2 separate regions of the Homo sapiens genome follow, and region 2 is linked to region 1. A link is an interaction called in ENCODE POLR2A ChIA-PET data of the cell type or tissue named here. Cell type or tissue: PC-9. All regions are shown on one strand. Each heading gives the region's core, and the rest is flanking DNA. Links, peaks and the distances in the headings are about the cores only. Region 1 has its middle 64 kb from the start of LY86-AS1. Region 2 overlaps RREB1 (ras responsive element binding protein 1).

Region 1 (5,378 bases), core at 214-5,213:
ACTGAGGTTAAATAACACCAGCCCCCTAACAACATGGTTCCAATTTCAGTCACCATTAACTGTGAGTGATTGCATGGGGGACAACCTCTGCTGCTTGCTCTGCAGTCCACAGACCACCACGTAATAACAGATGTGCATCATGATCAGTGATTAACCGCATCACGTCCTTCAGTCCTTCCGTGTTATCAGTTCCCACACAGACAGCAAAGCGTGTGGTCGTGCTGCTCTCTTGGCTCCCAGTGACAAACCCACGTGACATTTCACAGAAATGAATACTCAAGAGAGGTAGGTAGCCAATGAAGAGGAAAGTATAGCAAAGAAACAAAAAGTGAGAATGCAGGAGGTGAAAGTTGACTCAGACGTAAACGAGTTTAGAGAAGAAAGAGCTGATGGTGGGAAAGTTGATGCTGTTGTCTTTTGAGAGATTCTGGATGTGTCTTTTGAGGGACTCAGGATAAAGATGCTGGCAAAAACTTCATATTAAAGAAACTCTTGGAGATATTTCACAGCACTGAAAGTGTGCAGGACAAAATGTAGGAAGCCTATCCAAATATAGAAAGGAATGTGACAATTTGCCAAGGCATAGAAAAGATGCCTGGTCCATACTGTAAGTTTCACAATGAGAAGGTGGCAAAGCCCTTTTCAATTTACTCTCCATAAGTCTTTTACAAAGAAATAAAACACTATTTCTCAATGTTTCTCATTTTTTAAATTATGACAGGCTAAATAAGTATTCAATTTGCTATCTTTAAATGTTCTTATACATTTACGACCAGTAGTAAAACAGTTCTTAACACTTTAAAAATTTTTTGAAGATTATGAAACAATCATAATTTTCCTTGTTGCTTCTTAAAATTGCTTCACAGTTTCAACCTGCACAATCATTTCTTCAGTCCCACACTTTCGTGCAAAGCAAAGACTTTACAATGCTGTGATGTTGTAAAGAAAATTCCCGTTGTCCTACTCTGAATCATTTGACAAATGCAACTGAACCCACCACGATGGAGTTGTGTAATACCAAGGTTACATGAATCTTTCTCTCACATAGTTTGCAGTTGAGGAAGAGGGATGGCAAGTCAACCAACATAATGGTTAAGGCTGACATTGATTGATAGCTTTCTGTGTGCTGGGCACTGTGCTGGTCCTTTTGTTACAGTGCATTGCCTCCAAGGTGGAGCTTTAGGAGGGGGATGATAATGAAAACTTCGGAGACCATGGGGACTTCATCCTTTAGAGCTTGGGTCCTCGTGCCTGTGTGTGAAGAAAGGCCCAGCCAGGAAGGCAGCGTCCCTCTTTTCTGCCCACACCTACAGGCTCCCAAGGCAGGGCCAAGGTGGATGTGAGGCCTGAGACGGGAACTCAACACAGCAGTCCCCTGTCATAAGGACAAGACTGGAAGTTGGCCAAGGTTTGCCAGCATATCATCGCATAAGATGCAAATGCCCGGGGATTCTTCTAACGTGGTGTTAGGCAGATGTACTTCATATCTTCTCCCTGTTTATCTAATTTCATGAAGGCACATTTCAGGAGAGTAAGCTGCCGCAAAGGGTATACATTGTGCCTTGGAAAACTCCCGGGCATGAAAACTATAAACCAGCCATCCAAATTACCTTCACATTTAGGAAATCATTACTGTTGATACGATGTGTCTTTGTTGGATCGTTGTATCTTGGCAGTCTCTTCGAGCCTGTGCTTTTTAGCCTTCTCTCCACCTGTACTTTTAGGCATTGCTTACTTTTTTATAGGCAAAAAGATTACATATGTGCACATGTGTGTGGCTACATGTGGGTAAATATGTATGTATCGGTAGGGGTACTGTATTAGTAGCTGGGGCTGCCATAATAAAATACCACAGATGCGGCAGCTTACACAACGGAGCTTTATTCCCTCGCAGTGCTGGGGGCTGGAAGCCCCACATCCAGGTGTGGGCGGGATTGGTTTCTCCTGAGGCCTCCCTCCTGGGCTTGCAGATGGTGTCCTCTCCCTGTGTCCTCACACCGTCTTCCCTCTGTGGGTGTCTGTGTCCTCATCTCCTCTTCCTATAAGGACTCCTGACATATTGGATTAGAGCCCATTCTAATGCCTTCGTTTTACCTTAATTATCTTTTTAAAGGCCTCATCTCCAAATACAGTCCCAGTCTGAGGTATGAGGAGGTTAGGGCTTCAAATATGAATTTTGAGGGACACATTTCAGATTATAACAGATACATACATATGTATATCCTATAAATGAAAATGTCAGGACGGATTTTAGAGATACAAGTTTTTACTTAATTATGATCCCCCAGCGATCTCATCTCCTCTTAGTCTCAATTTTTCTTGTCTAAGAGAGGGTGCTCCTACCCACATCTTCAGTCCAAATCCCTCTCCTGAAGGTCGGACCCGCATTTGCAGTGACGGTGACTGGACATTTTCTCCCAGGTGTTCGTCAACACTTTCAGCCCTACAGGTCTGAAACAAAACTTACCCACCTCCAGTGAAGCTCGTCCTCCTGGCCTTTCTGCTTCCTTTTTAAAGTCCATCCCCCTCCAGGCCTCCCATTACCGGCTGGGAGCCCCGCCCCTTCCTGGGCCTCCTCCTCCGGGGCTTTCAGCTCCTGGCTGGGAGCCCCGCCCCCTCCAGTCCGCCTTTCCAGGCTGAGAGCCCCGCCCATTCCAGGCCTCATCTCCTGGCTGGAAGCCCCGCCCACTCCAGTCCTCACCCTCCAGGCTGAGAGCCCCGCCCATTCCAGGCCTCATCTCCTGGCTGGAAGCCCCGCCCACTCCAGTCCTCACCCTCCTGGCTGGGAGCCCCGCCCACTCCAGGCCTCACCCTCCAGGCTGGAAGACCCGCCCCTCCCGGGCCTCCGGATCCTGGCTGGGAGCCATCTCTGCCTCCTGCCGCTTCCTGCACTCCTGATCAGGTCAGTGGCCAGTCACAGACCTCTGAAATGTCCTTCCTGACTGTTAGCTCCACAGCATTCCTACAGCTCCCGCCGCAGTTCCGCCCTCCGGAGGGTTCCAACAGCAGCCCAGTGCGCCTCCCCAGCCCCAGGCTCCCTCCACTCCAGTGAGCCTGCACCTGGCGCTCCCTGGCACACATATTTTCCATTGCTCTTCACTGCCAATTAAATGCAAATTTCTCATCGTGGGGTTCCAAGTTCTCTGTATTTGGTCCTCTTATCCTGACAGCTCTACCCTCCCCAGAGCACTACAATCTGGCCAAGAGCCTCACCAGCCTATTCCCCCGAACCATTGTTTTATTTATTTTAGATTCAGGGGTATTTGTATGCAGGTTTGTTACATAAGTATATTGCGTTATGATAAGGTTTGTGCTTCTGATGATGATCCAGTCGCCCAACATAGTACCGGATAGTTAGGTTTTCTTCCATTGCCCCCCTCTCCCTCCTTCCTTTTGGGGTCCCTGGTGTCTGTTATTCCCATGTTTATGTCCTTATGTACCCAGTGTTTAGATCCCACTTATAAGTGAGAGCATGTGGCATTTGGTTTTCTGTTTCTGCATTAGTTTGCTTAGAATAACGACTGCCAGCTGCATCCATGTTGCTGCAAAGGACATGATTTCCTTGTTTTTTATGACTGCACAGTATTCCATGGCCAAAAAAATGTGGTATAAAAATATGTACCACATTTTTTTAATCCAGTCCACAGTCGATGGGCACCTGGGTTGATCACATGTCTTCACTATTGTGAACAGTGCTGCAATGAACATACGTGTGCAGGTGTCTTTTTGGTAGGACTATTTATATTCCTTTGGGTATATACCTAGTAATGGGATTGCTTGGTCTAATATTCATTCTATTTTAGATCTTTAAGAAATCTGCAAACTGCTTTCCACAGGGGCTGCATTAATTTGCATTCTCACCAAAGTGTGTAAGTATTCCCTTTCTCCTCAACCTCTCCAGCATCTGTTATTTTTTGACTTTTTCATAATAGCCATTCTGACTGGTGTGAAATAGTACTTTATTGAAACCACTGCTTTAGAAAGTGAAAGTCCTTTTCAGGTTTGTTTTTCATTCACTGGCAGAGGTTGCTGGCCCAGCAGGGGTTGTGCAAACTCTGTCTTTGTTCCCCTGTATTTGCCTTCCTCTCCCTTTTTCCTTCCTTTCCCTTTCTCAATACACACACACACACACACACAACATGTACAGAAGGGCTCTTATCTGAAATAATCAATAAATATCAAGGACGTGAAGATGTCATGCAAGGAGCAAAGGGGGAAAGTAAACATAAGGAAAATGTACAAAACCTAATTTTTCACCATGTAACCAGCATGGGCTTTAAAGTCTACACAAGACAGACTACCACAAGCCTCTGCCCCTGCAGAAACTGGATAAATCCTGGAGAATGACTATAATCTCCATGACACAAATTCTTCCTCAGAAGGAAGGATCAAGGCTTCTGAATAAAAGGGCTAGGAAAAGAAATTTTCCTGAGGCTGCCAAAGGCAAGTAGGATTCTTTTTCAAGGTCAACAGGCATTAGAAACAGAAGACATACACAGTATGCCAGAAAATTACAAGATTTCCCTCTCCTTGACACCAAAGAGTTAAATATAGAAATGTGCATGTGGACAGTTATTAGGAGAAAGGAGAAAGGGAAGAGAAGGTGGCCCATTTCCTCCCTTGGCCAAAAAGAAAACAAACAACTTAAATAAAACAATAAGATGCTATCATCATGAAACACTGTGCATGTGTTGGCCAGTAGGCTATTAATACACAGCACAGCCTGGAGCTTTGCTGAACATGGAAATGCTTCCAGCCTTTTTGCAACACTGCCTGTATGAACACTGCTAAAAATATTGGTGGGATATATATGTGTGCTTGTGTGTGCATGTGTGCTTGTGCATGCATGTGTGTGCATGCATGAGGATGTATGTGTTGCATGTGTTTGTGAGCACGTCTCAGTAGATCCCAACACAGACTGCTTTGAGGAGAATTCATTTTCATTCCATCCAGAGTTGCTCACAAGTCTGATTAGCTGGGATAGTAAAAGAGAAAGGAGCAGACAGAAATCTATCCCCCTTTTCTCTTTATCTTTGAGACTCTTGGAGAAGCACATGCCTTCACTCTCACCCCACAGAACAACACACCCTTCAGAACCCACTCCCACAACCACACCCACTCCATTCTACACAGGCACATCCAACTGTCCTCCTGTCTGTCTTCACCATGGTGACCAGAGCCTCCACCCTCTACTTCCCTAAAGCAAAAATTGGCAAAGAACCCAAGGAAATGAATGTCTTTCCAGTGAACCAAAGTTTTGTTATGCACTGTTTGGATAACAGTGTCCTAACAGAATACCTGGAAGTTACAGAATATACTCATTAAACCTAGCTGCCGGTTAGTAAGCCCTTGAAATGCCTCAGGGCTCCCATCAAAGA
Region 2 (5,378 bases), core at 265-5,264, 510 kb after region 1:
GCAGAGGTAGCACAGTGTCTCTGAAAGCAGGGGACAGTCACTTCTTTACCCTCAGTTCCCCGCAAGAGGAAGGGTCCTGTGAACTTCCATCATGGTCGTATCAAGTTTCTGAGGACACCCTGTATGTAGCTCGTTCTGGCGCTTGCTGCTTCTGAAGGGTGGAGGTGACCACTCAAAGGTTCAGTCAGTCCCATCTTAAAATTAATGTCATAATCACCAGGTCCCTGTCCCTCTTGACATATTCTTCTGCAGGAAGGAAAGTATCAGGACAGTTCACATGGGAATAAATTATATATTTATTTGTAGGATAAAAATCTGTGGGTCACCCTGCCCCGGACTGTGTGAATGTTTTGTTTCCCTTGAAATACTTCTATGGAAAAGAAAATCTTAAAAGCATTTCAGTTGTCTACATCCAAGGGGGAAGGACAAATCAAAAGCAAATGTCCTTCAGGGATGCTCAGAGATCTTAACACATTTAACTCCACTTAGAAGGACATAAATGTTCTGTGCAAAGACTGTTGAGGGGTTCGTGTAAATGTGATTTTAATGGGATATACGTAGTCAGCATAGTTGTATGAACTGTATATATCTCCTTATATATGTTGGGCGTTTAGTGAATATTTGGTACTGTAGTTTCATTATGATAATACTTGGGTATCAAAGCAGTTTTCAGCATATGTTAGTACTCTGAACACTAAAATAGACATACTTCTGGTATAATTTAGAAAGCTTTTCTTTAAGAAGGGCTGAAACTTCTCTTTTCAACCAGATTAAAAAAAAATATGTAAGTGTAATATCCCATTCCATGATCATTCCACTTAATATGCTTTTCACTCTTGAGAGTGCACCTTGGTAAGAGGCCCATAATCTTCCCTCCAGAGTGGAGATTTTCCACTAGATAAGACATGGAGAAAAAGAGCGGATATTTACAAATCTGTTTATTGCAGCAGAATGTCTGGGCTACCAGTTCCCCCCAGTAGCATTATTAAGCTTTCACCACATAAGCTTATTGATTGATTAAACAAATTTAGCCTTTCTTTACATCTCGTTGGCTGGATTTGAAACCTGGGTGCTTTTGTTTTTACTTCAGTAGTGGTTTAAAGAAGGGCGACATTTTCTTTGGTGCTTCTGAGTCCTCTGATAGCTCCGCCTAACTTTTCTGGCCAGGGCTGATAAAGGATACTCCCTGGAATGGTCAAGAGCCTCAATTTCTTCATCTTTAGTGGGGGTAACGTTTACTCACAAAATCCGTTAGAAGGATTAAATGCTGTAACATATACTCAAGCCTCTGGCTCACGTTAGGTGCTCAACAAATTGTAGTTCAAGGCCTTCCTTTCTCCTCTCCCTTAAGATATTTAACCCAGCAGTTCCTTATACATACTAGTTCAGCAGATGGATTTACTAAAGTGAGAAAATAGACTCCCAGCTTCTTAACAATTGGGGCAACGTAGACTGCATTCTAAGAACCCAAGAACCTGGTAACAGTGCTGTGTATCATGTGCTGAATTTCCATGGCCAAGTTGTGCAAATCCTTATTATTTGAACACTTGCCTTTTTTTCTTCTTTTTTGATTGCTTGTTCTATGATGTTTACATATATATGTGTGTGTGCTTGGGTTTTGTGTGTGTGTGTGATTTTTTTGTTTTGTTTTGTTTTGTTTTGAGACGGGGTCTCACTCTGTCTCCCAGGGTGGAGTGCAGTGGTGCCATCATAGCTCACTGCAACCTCAACCTCCCAGGCTCAAGCGATCCTCCCACCTTACCCTCCCGAGTAGCTGGGACTACAGGCACACTCCACCATGCCTGGCCTATTTTTATACTTTCTTAGTGTGGATTTGCATTAATACTATTAGATGAGATTCTGTGGTTCTTTCCAGAATTTTTACTTTGCATTTTAGAAATCTGTGAATAATCGAAAGCTGCCACTATCCTCTGAGAAAAAGGGTAGGCAAGTGTGATCTGTCACTGAATTTTATTCTTCAAATTAGATAAAAAGTGTAAGAAAATTATCAAAGCTAAAAGTTGGCCAATTTTAATTGACAGTCTCTTGTGTAGCCTGTTTTTTATTTGCTAGACTTGACCTTCCTCAAAACATTTTTCCCTTTTACTTTGTGTTTTTTTCTTTTCTAATACCCTTTAACAATCAGCACAGCTTATTTTATATATATGTGTGTGTGTATATATGTATGTATGTGTGTGTATATATATATATGTATGTGTGTATATGTGTGTGTGTGTGTGTGTGTGTGTGTGTGTGTGTGTATTTTTTTTTTTTTCTTTTTTGAGATGAGGTTTCACTCTTGTCGCCCAGGCTGGAGCGCAATGGCACAATCTCTGCCTCCTGGGTTCAAGCAATTCTCCTGCTTCAGCCTCCCGAGTAGCTGGGATAACAGGCATGCGCCACCATACCCAGCTAATTTTGTATTTTTAGTAGAGATGGGGTTTCACCATGTTGGCCAGGCGGGTCTCAAACTCCTGACCTCAGGTGATCCGACCACCTCAGCCTCCCAAAGTGCTGGGATTACAGGCGTGAGCCACCATGCCTGGCCTATTTTATATTTTTGAAGAAATATTTGAAAAACCTCTTGTGGCCGATGCTTACTTTTGATTTAGAATTTCTCTCTGAATTGAATTGACCAAGTTCATGTTCAGTTATGCCAAAGAGCATAACAATCATAAAACTGTCCAAGTGGACACTGTCCCCTCAGTGGACATGTTAAGCAACAATCAAGCCTTTTTCGTCCTATCACTGGTTCTCAAATTTATGATCTGGTTCATAATTAGTTTTTTATCATTTGGCCAACTGGATGCTAATATTTATAACTTAAGTTTTCTTCTGTTTTAGCAGAGTTGTTGTCAGTTTGTGTTTTGGAAAGGAAATGCAAAATAAATTTTATCTTTAATGCAAGCAGTACAGTATTTTTGACATATCTTGTTGAGGTATTTCAGCAGCTCAGTCTTACCGGGTAAAACTGGTGGATGGCAGCAGAATCTGGAACATCGTGCTTGCCCACACTTGAACAGCAGGCAGTGGTGAGAGTGAGAAATTAGGTTAGGGAAGGTTAGGGATGGGCTTGCTGGGGGTAGGATGACTAGCAGAGAGCTGGCCTCTGCTCCGGAATGCAACATGCCCAGGTGTCCTCTCCCACCATGCCCCTCGTCTGATGCACTGAGAACTTTGAACAGGTCCTGAGTGTGTGTCCGGTTTAGTTTCATAACTCGAAAGTAGCAAAGTCAAGAGGGAGCCTGACTTCCAGCATTAGATCACAAAATGAAACCTGCAGGGAGCTGGCAGCATTTCCACCGTAGCACTTCACAGGGCTTTATACCTTACATTTTTCCGCCTTTGTTTAAATATCCAACCTGTCCGACCTGTTCGGGCTGAACAAGCTGGTGCTAGCAAACACTGAAGCGTGCCCACTCACTGTCAACCTTTTTCTGATGTGTTAAGGAAGGTGATTAGTGGCAACATTGTCCCCCCCCCCCAACCCCCATCCCACCCTCCCCACTGAAACATGAACAGGAAGCACTGAAGTCTTAGCCTGTGTATTCATGACACGGATCCTCATCTCACCTTTGGCATGTCTGTGTGCCTGTGGGCCATCCTCAGCTTCTCTTGGGGCTCTGGGATGCTTAGTGGAAAGGTTGTTGGCCTTCAGTGGAGACAGATTTTGTATTTCCTTAAACCGGAGATTCAGTTGCATAATGGGTTCATTGGTCCTGTGGTGTCAGCACTTAATTCTTCCTTTTCATGCTTATATAACCCAGCTTGCTCAAGAGGACTGCTGTTCCAAGTTTATGGGTGGGAAAACTGAGGTCTGCCATGCTGCAGGTTCTTCTGGGGCCCTCCTCTCCAGTTTCTGTTGGTAGATGGTGTACTGTTCCTCCCTCGACATCTCTGGAGAACAGAGGCCATGTGTGCACCATGTCCATCCGTTTTAGATAAAAGTGGCTATAGACGGCCTTGGTCATACAGAAGGGCTCTGTCGCCTGGTTGGTCTTGGGAGGTGACATTTCTCTTTGGATTCATTTATATTCATTCTCTCTCCAATCTTGGTTCCCCTTTCCTTGCCAGCAGTTTCTCAGTGGCCCGTAAGTAATATAACACAACATCCCCAGAGTGGGTGGCTTTCCTTTTTCACTACGCTGCTTCTTGCACTCGCCCACGGCACCTTCCACTTCCCTTGTGGGCGCATGGCCGACCATCTGGGATGGCCCCACCCGTGCATTTCTTGTTCCTCTTTTGGAACTGGCTGAGGAGTAGCAGTGACTTAGCACTGCCCTATCATGAAGATAGTCATCTCTTCCTCCTGCACAGAAAGTGAGTAAGTAACTAGGTCCTGCCTTCTTGAAGACACCTCAAGTGATCGCCTTTCAAGCTGAAGTGGGAAATGGCCCGTGACTTCAGCACTTCCCTCCTCCTACAGAGCTTAGGTGTGGGGATTGGGGTGTATGATTTTAGTCGTTGCCCTGGGAAGCTGGTCTCTGGTGGCCGGCGATGGCTTCCCTCAGAGGGGACAGCTCTGGGCTCTTGAGATCACTTTGGGAATGATGACTTCAGTTGGGGCACCATCACCTCAGACTGTAATATGGGGATATTCAGCATCCCTGCTGGGAGAGGCCAGCCATGAGTGTGGGGATTTGGACCCCAGGCTGCATGTAAATGTTGAGGAAACTGAGGGAGGTTAGCCTGGGGAAGAAGAAGAGGCCATGGCAACACAGCAGCTGCCCTGAGGTATCTAAGGCCTGTCCGTGGGAAATGAGAGCCTTCCACTGATGTCTCTGGACTCACCCAGGAAGGTCCTAGCTGGCCGATTATAGCTCTATGTTAATGAGAGTTCTCTTTGGGTGAGAGGAACATCAATTCATCCAACTTCTGAGGTCTTTTGTTTGTTTTTAAGAATGTCTGACTTTGTATGGACATATTACTATGTATTTTTGTGGATTTTGTAAATAGATATGGGGACCAAATAACATGAAAATTTATTTTAGCAAAACACAAGCAGGCAAGGGAAAAAGACAAGCACAGGAGGATGTAGGGTGTTACTGATTCAAGGGTAGGGCAGTTAGGAATCATGTCTAGAGTAAAAGATTTTTAAAAGGTTAGTGCTGGTTCATGTGGACTGCCAACACCTCTCTACCCCCTACTGGATCTGAAAGTCAGGAGAGGAGGAAGGAGCTGTAGAAGCAGCAGAGAAGGGCCCTCAGTTTTCTAAGTAGACAGTCATTAGCAAGAGAATGTCATCCCTCAACCCTTGGCCCAGGAGTTTGAGGCTGCACTGAGCTAGGATTGCACCACTGCACTCTAGCCTGGGTGGTGCAGCAAGATTCTATTTCCAAAAAGAAAAGAATACATATCCTTCAGGCATTATAATTCTA

What was found. Peaks named below come from ENCODE experiments on the same cell type or tissue, not always from the same donor. Only the 100,000 strongest peaks of a DNase experiment are listed, where the experiment ranks them.
Region 2: POLR2A ChIA-PET joins it to region 1 with 15 read pairs; 4 of 35 experiments call an interaction of 5 or more read pairs at or near these places.

Annotation. Positions count from the first base shown.
Region 1 is chr6:6,684,429-6,689,806 of GRCh38, forward strand. No RefSeq gene overlaps it. Among named protein-coding and RNA genes, the nearest start is that of LY86-AS1, 64 kb to the left of the region's middle. In PC-9, for the core only: no CTCF peak of the experiment used is centred there; DNase peaks (open chromatin) are centred at 1,013 and 2,733; H3K4me3 peaks cover 1,442 bases; H3K27ac peaks cover 4,415 bases.
Region 2 is chr6:7,198,021-7,203,398 of GRCh38, forward strand. The region is part of intron 6 of RREB1 (ras responsive element binding protein 1); the gene reads left to right. Among named protein-coding and RNA genes, the nearest start is that of RREB1, 93 kb to the left of the region's middle. RefSeq lists enhancers at 3,016-3,310, 4,075-4,224, 4,275-4,324. In PC-9, for the core only: no CTCF peak of the experiment used is centred there; a DNase peak (open chromatin) is centred at 3,281; H3K4me3 peaks cover 885 bases; H3K27ac peaks cover 3,294 bases.